2 separate regions of the Homo sapiens genome follow, and region 2 is linked to region 1. A link is a contact called in ENCODE Hi-C or POLR2A ChIA-PET data. All regions are on one chromosome and are shown on one strand. Each heading gives the region's core, a stretch centred on a gene start or an enhancer-like site at or near the end of the contact. The rest is flanking DNA. Distances are from core to core; before and after follow the strand shown.

The links. Hi-C counts contacts between places; a loop is a spot of excess contacts on that map. ChIA-PET counts read pairs that join two places held with the same protein, here RNA polymerase II (POLR2A). Pooled maps may share reads with other maps.
Region 2: a pooled map shows a loop between it and region 1 (8-fold over the local background). The contact joins the enhancer-like site here to the promoter of DBR1 in region 1. A Hi-C loop is called at or near these places in 3 of 37 single-sample maps with no recorded cell type and 4 of 50 pooled maps. POLR2A ChIA-PET finds 5 or more read pairs at or near these places in 3 of 52 experiments (HepG2, IMR-90 and OCI-LY7).

Annotation. Positions count from the first base shown.
Region 1 is chr3:138,172,518-138,177,227 of GRCh38, reverse strand. DBR1 (debranching RNA lariats 1) reads left to right here and starts at 2,307. Exons shown (of 8, transcript NM_016216.4): 1 at 2,307-2,629; 2 at 3,602-3,726. The coding sequence starts at 2,433. RefSeq lists an enhancer at 2,392-2,601.
Region 2 is chr3:138,367,182-138,371,891 of GRCh38, reverse strand. All of the region lies in intron 1 of MRAS (muscle RAS oncogene homolog), which reads right to left. Among named protein-coding and RNA genes, the nearest start is that of MRAS, 21 kb to the right of the region's middle. Within about 2 kb of position 2,156, at least 11 of the 41 ENCODE cell types and tissues checked have a DNase peak (open chromatin) inside an H3K27ac peak, as active enhancers do.

The DNA.
Region 1 (4,710 bases), core at 1,058-3,557:
TGTAGCCCAGGCTGGAGTGCAGCAGCGCAATCTCGGCTCACTGCAACCTCCGCCTCCCGAGTTCAAACGATTCTCCCGCCTCAGCCTCCCAAGTAGCTGGGATTACAGGCATGCGCCACCACCCCCAGCTAAGTTCTTTATTTTTAGTAGAGACAGGGTTTCACCATGTTGGCCAGGCTGCTCTCGAACTCCTGGCTTCAAGAGATCCATCCACCTTGGCCTCCCAAAGTGCTGGGACAACAGGTGGGAGTCACCGCGGCCAAAAAACGAGATTTTTAAACTAAGAATCCAATGAAACAGAAACAGACAATAGAATCAGCTCTGCAGATAAGTAAGATATTGGGCTTAGAAGACAGGCAACCTAAAATAACAATGATTAATATATGAGAGAAAGAGAGGAAAAGATGAAGGAAATAAATTAAAAGATAAAGAATCTCTTTAAACTATTGGCTTCACTGGAAAAGAATCCAATATAAATCCTAAAATTGAAAAGGACTATAATGTTAAAACATTAATAAATGAGTTTGTACATTGGACATAGAACAAAATAGGATTAGTAAACTAGAAGAGAGGTTATTAGAAACTATCCAAAATAAAACACTGATAAAAATGAGAACTATGGAATAGAAATAAAAGATAGGTAAAATACCATGGAAAAATTCCAAAGGAGTAGGAAAAGACAGAAAAAAAAGCAACATTTAAGTAGATACTGACCAAGAATATTCCAAAACTGAAAAAAGATACCAAGCTATAGATTCAGAAAGCATAAATGAGTAAAGTTCAAAAAAAAAACCACCTAGATATATTTTATTAAAATAGCTTTAAGGAGTAGGGAGAGAAAGTAGAGAAAGAGAAAACAGTAAATAGCAAAGAAAAAGACACATTACTGGCTGGGCGCGGTGGCTAACGCCTGTAATCCTAGCACTTCGGGAAGCCGAGGTGGGCGTATCACTTGAGGTCAGGAGTTCGAAACCAGCTTGGCCACCATGGTGAAACCCTGTCTCTACTAAAAATGCAAAAAATTAGCTGGGCATGGTGGTGTGCACCTGTAATCCCAGCTACTTGGGAGGCTGAGGCAGGAGAATCGCTTGAACTGGGGAGGCGGAGGTTGCAGTGAGCCGAGATCGTGCCACTGCCTCCAGCCTGGGCAACAGAGTGAGAGACCGTCTCAAAAAAACAAAAAACAAACAAACAAACAAAAAACCCACATTACTTTCAGTGAAAAAAAACCTTAAGTTTATAGGTGACTTCTCAGTAGAAGATAATGCAAGCCAGAAGATAATAGAATGCTATTTTTGAAATGCTTTGTAAAAAAAAAACCACACACACACACACACACACACACACACACACACACTGCTTAACTGGTATTCGGTACTCAGTAAACACACCCTTTATGAATTAAGGTGAAACAAAGACATCTCTTTCTTTCTTTTTCTTTTTTTTTTTTTTAGACGGAGTCTCACCCTGTCACCCAGGCTGGAGTGCAATGGCACGATCTCAGATCACTGCAACCTCTGCCTCCTGGGTTCAAGCGATTCTCCTGCCCCAGCCTCCCAAGTAGCTGGGATTACAGGTGTGCGCCACCACGCCCAGCTAATTTTTTGTATCTTTAGTAGAGACAGGGTTTCACCATGTTGGCCATGCTGGTCTCAAACTCCTGACCTCGTGAGCCGCCCGCCTCTGCCTCCCAAAGTGCTGGGATTACAGGTGTGAGCCAGCACACTGGCTTCTTTTCTTTTCTTCTCTCTCTCTTTCTCTTTTGTCTCTTTTTTTTTTTTTTAGACGGAGTCTCGCTCTGTCGCCCAAGCTGGAGTGCAGGGGCGCGATCTCAGGTCACTGCAACCTCCGTCTCCTGGGTTTGAGGGATTCTCCTGCCTCAGCCTCTGAAGTAGCTGTGATTACAGACGTGCGCTACTGCGCCCAGCTAATTTTTGTATTTTTAGTAGAGACAGGGTTTCACCATTTTCCCCAGAGTGGAAAGAAATTTTTAAACAAACAAATATCTAGAAAAAAATTAATCTGTCGTCGGCCTACACTAAACAAACAGGAAAACTTAAACTGAGCTCTTCAGACAGAAGAAAAATGATTCCAAAGAGAAAAATGGAAATCCAGGAAGAAAAGAGTAAGGATGGAAAGAGTACATTTGTGGATGTATATACAAAAAAATATTGACTGCATAAAACAATAATTAAAAAAAAAGAAAAAAGGAAAAAAAGAAAATAAGTTCCCTGGGATCCCAGAATTAGGTTTGACCTTCCCGGTCCCTCTCTCGCGAGATCTGGAAACCGGAAGTGAATTATTTTGCAGGAGTCTACACCCAGGCGGTGGCTATACTTATTAAAGTTGGCGGGAGCTGAGCGATCAGTCGGTCCTGGGCTGGCTGTGGTGTAGGGCGTTGCAGGCAGCGCTCACCTCCTCAGGCCGGCAGAATGCGGGTGGCTGTGGCTGGCTGCTGCCACGGCGAGCTGGATAAGATCTATGAGACGCTGGCGCTGGCAGAGCGGCGCGGCCCGGGGCCTGTCGACCTCTTGCTGTGCTGCGGCGACTTCCAGGCGGTGCGCAACGAGGCGGATCTACGCTGCATGGCCGTGCCGCCCAAGTATCGTCACATGCAAACCTTCTACAGGTGAGGACGCGGCCGGGCCCGGACTTGGCGGTGGGGGGGTGGGACTGGGTTCCCTCTGCCACTGGCTGCCTGTTTCCCTTAGATCCTGTCTTTGTTCTCTCTGTATCTCTAATTGGTGCCTAACTGAATACAGGGGTGAGGTAGTGGGAGGCGGGAAATGTATTCAGTTCGGTACTGTATTCAGTTAGGTACCAAATTATGTCAGTTTCACTAGCACCCTATCTCATTAGGTGCTTAGGAAATGTCACTTTCCTTCTTTCCATACACATCTTATCCATTTCAAAGGGTGTCGAAGCCTGGGAGGGGATAACCTGGAGGAAGAAGCTGACAGGTTTAGATAGCTACCTTGTACTTGATAGGACTCTGGAATTAGTTCATTCAATGATCCTGAAGTTTTTACTGGGCCCCTGCTATGTGCTTGTTGTGGTTCTAGAAGATGAGGTTATGGCAATGAACTCGAAACAGTTCTTGACTTAATTGAACGGGCACTGACTTGAGGCTCAAGGTGGAAGCTCTTCATTCCTAAGGGCAAGGATGGATACTGGGCAATTCCTTTTTTTTTTTTTTTTTTTTTTCTTGAGACAGAGTTTCGCTTTGTTGCCCAGGCTGGAGTGCAGTACCGCGATATTGACCCACTGCAACCTCCGTCTCCTGGGTTCAAGCGATTCTCCCACCTCAGCCTCCCGAGTAGCTGGGATTACACCCAGCTAATTTTTGCATTTTTAGTAGAGACGGGGTTTCACCACATTGGCCAGGTTGGTCTCGAACTCCTGACCTCAGGGGATCCGCCTGTGTCGGCCATCAAAAGTGCTGGGATTACAGGAGGGAGCCACCGCGCCCAGCCCCAGGCAATTCCTTTTGAAAGAGCTTTTTAACTTTTTATGATGAACTCAGTTTCTTTTTTTTTTTCGGAACTTATTTGCTTTTCTGCTATGCCTAATTGTGGTAACTGACTTTGCTCTTATGTTCTAGGTATTACTCTGGAGAGAAAAAGGCTCCAGTTCTCACGCTCTTCATTGGGGGAAACCATGAAGCCTCAAATCATTTGCAAGAGTTACCCTATGGTGGCTGGGTGGCACCAAACATTTATTATTTAGGTATGTGATTGTGTTTGTGGATACTTTTTTTTCCTGGGATGGAAGAGCTTATCAGGATTTGCGTTAGTTGGACTGTGTCTTGACATGTATGGTGTTTGGAGAATGTCATTAATTTAAATACTTAATCGTGAAAATTTAATTAAGATAGTTAATTATTAAATGGTTGATCATGAAAATATGCCCTTCATCTAGTGTTTTAAGCACTAGCTAATATAATTGCAAAGACCTCACACACTATTTGTAGTCCCTTCATTTTTTCTTACAATTTTTATTGAATTAAAGACCTTAAACTTTTATTAATAGAAATTCTTAAGCATACACAAAAGTAGAGAATAGTATGATGAATCTCAGTACCTGTTAACCAGCTTCAACGACTATTATATTGCAATCTCCTGGATTTTTTTTTTTTTTTTTGTGGGAAGAGATGACTAGAGTATTTAAAGCAAGTCCAACCGTTAGATTATTTCACTTATACATATTTCAGTACATGTTTTTAAGTGATAAGGATCTTTAAAAATACTACTACAGTACTGTTATTATACTTAACTGAAGTAATCATTATCTATTGCCATGTTCGTGGTCAGATTTCCCTGCTTAATGTAAAGATGTCTGCTTTACAATTGGTTTAAATAGGACCCAGACAAGGCCAGCCCATTTCATTTGGTTGTCATGACTCTGAAGTCTATTAGACTAAAATAGTCTCCCTGTCTCGCTTTTTCATGCCATTTACTTGCTGAAGAAAACAGGAAATTTGTCTTGCAGCATTTCCTGCATTCAGGATTTAGCTGATTGGATTCCTTTTATCCTTTGCATTTCCTATAATCTGCTTTTAGATTTTCAGATTTGATTAGATTGTCTCAATATTGGCCCCTATAAACTATATAGCCTTTTCATCCCTTTATTTTTCGAGACAAGGTCTGGTTCTGTTGCCCAGGCTGGAGTGCAGTGGCCTGATCTCAGCTCATTGCAACCTTCGCCTTCCAG
Region 2 (4,710 bases), core at 907-3,406, 190 kb before region 1:
GGAGCCTCCTGGAGGCACTCAGAAGAAAAGGAGGGAAACCAGGATCTGTGGTCATGATGGAAGCCAAGAGTTTCCAGAAGGAGGCTGACAGCACCAAATGTTAAACACAGGTGCAGCTAGGGGGATCCCCTAAAGAACAATTTGGAGGTTGTAGCCAGGAACCTAAACTGCTAACTAACTGTGGACCCTGCCAGGAAGAAGCAATACCACCTCCTGGTAGGGCATTCCTGGGTAGCACAAAAATCGAGGGAGGGAAAGCTTAATCCTACGGCTGTGTAGAAGAAAAGAAAGAATCCCTGTGCAAATTGGGATGGGAAAAGCATGGTGTACGTGTGACTGGGAAACCGATGGTCTCACAGAGAGGAGGGTGGCAGTGTGGCAGGGAGGACAAAGAACTGGGTGCCCTGTGTGCTCCGCCGCTACTTGGGAAGGCCACTGATCTCTCTGAGCCATAGTTTCCTTATCTATGAGTTTAAAGGGCTGGATTAGATTACTTTTATAATTAGTTTCAGCTCTAAAATAGTCTTCAGTTCTAGATTTTGACAGAAAGGGGGCTGGACACAAATGTGGGTTATGTGGCCACACTGATTTGCATGGGGCTACAGTCGAGAGTCATTGCAGAACCCTTTGTAGTTACTGAAGCCTGATGTTGACATTTAGGACTTCCCCAAAGTGTCGGAGAAGTACAAGCTTTGCTACACTGCAGAGAAAGTGCAAATCTGCCTAGGCTATACTGAAAATACACTTGCGTAAATATATTCATACCCTCTCCTGCAGCTCTACCCCATGTGAGAATTTATTCTAAGGAGATAATCAGAGAAGTGAAGAAAGATGTTAAGAATGGGGGAAAATAGAAATAACTTAATGTTGGGGGGAAAAGTTAAAGTTTATCCATATAATGGAGTACTATGCAGTCATTTAAAAGGAAGATATTCACTAACCTAGAAAAAGTGTGTTGTTATGTATGAAAAAAAGACAGGCTGCAAAACAGCTAGTAAGTACACCTGATCCTAATGCCAGGTGTGGATCCAGGCATTAAGAACTTTAGCAGATGGTTGTCTCTAAGGCAGATTTCAGGGCATTTTCATTTTCTTAATGTTTCAATTTTCTACAACAAGCATGCATTATATTTGTGTACTGGAAAAGTTTAACACTATTAAAATGCTCCCAGGAAAATAAAATGTTCAAGCCACCTGAAAATGTTTGATTTCCTCTCATTCGAGTGGGGATTTCAGCTCCTTTGGGGCAGTATAGGACCAGGTTCCAGCTGTGGCCCCGGAATCTGGTTCCAGCATCTCCCTACAACACGGGACGGGCTGAGGCTTCACTTAACTGAGCTCTTCCATGGCCAAATCCATGACGGTGAAGGCAGGCCAAGGAGAGAGGGCGGAGGGGAGTTGCAGGGTGACAGAAATGGGGAGGGAGGGGTGGCCCAGTGGCCTCTCTCCTTTGCCTCTCAGAGCTGCAGAGCGTGGGGTTCACTCCTCACTGCCCCTCTGCAACTGCTGCTCTGTCCTGGGCAATGACGCTGGGCTATGGGTGAAAGGTGTTTGCTGGTGTTTGGCTTTTTGTTTTGTTTTTGGGTGCTACTGTCACCCAGACGGGAGTGCAGTAGCGTGGTCTCAGCTCACTGCAGCCTCCGCCTCCCAAGTTCAAGAGATTCTCCTGCCTTAGCCTCCCGAGTAGCTGGGATTACAGGCGCCCACCACCATGCCTGGCTAATTTTTTTGTATTTTCAATAGAGACAGGTTTCACCATGTTGGCCAGGATGATTTTGCTCTCCTGACCTTGTGACCTGCCTGCCTTGGCCTCCCAAAGTGCTGGGATTACAGGCATGAGCCACCGTTCCCGGTCGGTGTTTGGCTGTTCTTAAAGCTCCCATTCTCTGCTGGCAGCGACATAACTAAAAAATACTAAGTGGGTGGGAAGGTATTGAAAAGGAAAACCGTTTGTCTTTATTTTCTTCTCAAAAGAAAACAAGATAAGAAATACACTAGTAAATATGCTGGAGTACATGAATGAACCTTTGAGTCGGCACTCAGACCACCCACAGCCAAATCACTTGGGGACTCCTTAAAAAATGCCCTCTGCTTGCCAAGGCAGCTGGCAGGAAATGGCCAGTGGGGGCCCCCTCCTTTTGACAGCACCCTGCTCTCAGAGGTTGAACCCTCAGAGACCACAGGGAGCCAAGCCGGGGTTCCCTTCCCACTTGGGGTTTCCTTCTAATTAGGACACAATGGAACAGGGCTAGACTACTCATTTCACACAAACATCAGACTGGGCCCCTTGTGAAAACCCTTTCAGTGCCCCACAATGCTGAGGAGGAAAGTCCAGGCCCCCTCACAGGACATTCAATGCCTGTCGCTGGCTGCCACTGCTGACCTCTCCAGCCACACCCGTGCCGCAGCCCCTTATACTCTACTGTCACCCCCAACCAGGTTTGTGGTCCCCCAATGTGTCCTGTGGTCACACTGCAGCCTCTGTGCACACCTAAGACCCCCAGGAGAGCACAAACCTCCTCATGGGTCAGCACCAGGCACTGCCTCCACCTGCGCTTTGAGCCCTGAAGTTCCTGCCACAGACGCCACAATGATGCCTAGAATTTTCTAAGTGTTTACTGTGCACAAAAGGGCAGGAACAGCATCTTGTTCTTCTCTGTACTCCCAGAGCCTGGCACAGCATTGGCACAGGGCAGACACTTACTGAATGAACTAGAGGTTCAACACGCATTTCTGAACAATGGTCAGACAACCTACACACCACAGAGCTGGCTTCCTCATGGAGAGAGCTAAGGGACAACTCTCTCAGCCAGGGCTTGGGACTGTCTCTCTCCTACTAAGAGATGAGACTAATGGCACAGACAGGACCCTTGGAATCAAGTGTGAGCTAGAAACAAAGAAGGGGTTTCCAAGGCTGGAGAATGAGTCCAGAGAACCCCCCAATTCCTAAAGGTGCTATCTCATCTTGATAGGCATGTTTCTCCGGCCCCCCCCAAAACCCTGATCAAATGATGTCTTTGCAGATGGGGAGGTCAAGACGCCAAGAGATATGAACCACACTCCTACAAAATAAGCTGGTCTCATGCGGTACAGAGAAAGATTTTTTTAAAACCACTCACAGGCTACGACGAAAAGTCACCGCAGAATGAAAAGTTGGTTGGTTGGTGGGTAAGGAGCAAACTGCTGACATTCACAACACCCCTCTCCTTTCCAGCCTTCTCAACTAAAAAGCACCTCGGAGATCATTCTAGGATGTTAGGTCTTCACTTTTGAGGATGATGGATGTGACCCTTTGAGGTGGGAAGGTGGTATAAGGTAGACTTGGGGTTCTCCTTAAAGTTTCCCCACTATTTTCTGTGCTGAATACTCCTCCTACTGACCAGTTGAGTGACCTTGGGCAAATTACCTTCTATGGCCTCAGTATCTTATTAGTAAAGTGGGTTAGTTGGAGACTCATACTTTGTAGGATTGCTCTAAGCATGAAATAAAATGTGTGAGATATGCTGAGCTCTGAGAAGATGCCCAAATGCTCACTTTCTCACCTTGTTTACTTTACTCCCAAGAAGAGGGAGCACACACACACATATACACACTCACACATACACACTCACACACACACACACTCTCTCTCATTCCCAGCCTCCTCTCAGCATGAGAAGCCTCACCACCATCTCTGCTCTGTTAACAGCCAGACAAAATAGGCCTGTGTGGGAACATCACCCATCATTTAGAGCATTGTTTCCATGGGAAATGGCTCTGAGGTTCCAGGCAGCCCCATCCACGCAGAAACCAACTTTGGGAACAGCAGCCACTTGGCCGTGGGGGCGGCTGAACTGGTTCCCATGGCAACCACTGCTCCCAGGGCCCCGCCCAGGCCACAGGCTGCATGGCAACCCAAACCCGTTGTTCATACTGGAAACTTCTGCCTAAAAGGCAATATCACTTCCTCAATAATTTTAATAACATGTGTACAAAAACCTCAGGCATCTGTAAATGGAAAAATAAGCTCTTTTGGCTGTTGTCTGCCTCTTGCTCCCTTTCTTTCCCCATAGGTAGAACCTTCTTGCATGGTTTGAAGTTGTTTCCCTGAATGCCAGATTTACCTTGTCAAACAGATTGTAAGCTCCACGAGGACAAGAGCCACATCCTCTCATTCCTTTGCCTCTCACGGGGCCAGGCAGAGCCCAACACATGGGAAGCTCAGTCTCTACTCACACTGCCCTCGTCACTTTCCCAGTGCGGCCTTCTACCCACACGGGCCTCCCTTGTGCTAAGAAGCAGGGGGTCACACCCATCCTTCTGAAAGGGGCTGGCTCATACCCCTAGGAAGTGGGTGGCTGGGTGGACTGATCACCCCAGTATAACCTTTTCACCCAGCAGTCTTCAAAGTTAGCATGGGTGTGTCTAAGACCTCCCAGGAATAGTCTTTTGTAAAAGCCCAACGGTTCTCAGTGGGACAGCTTGGGAGGTCAGGGACAGCCTCAACTCCACAGCCAGGCAGCCGGAGTTCCACTGTGGCCTCCAATACAGACTCCCTGTGTGACCTGGGGCAAGTTTCTTAACTTCCTGGTGCCCAGTTTCCCCATCTATAAAACAGGAGAACAAGGCCCCAGGAAGGTGTAAGGCCTCAGTGAGAAAAACTTGGAGGGCCCCTCAGCAAGGGCATATTTGCATCGACAAAGTAGTTGGGCCCCTGCTTTCCCTTCAACCT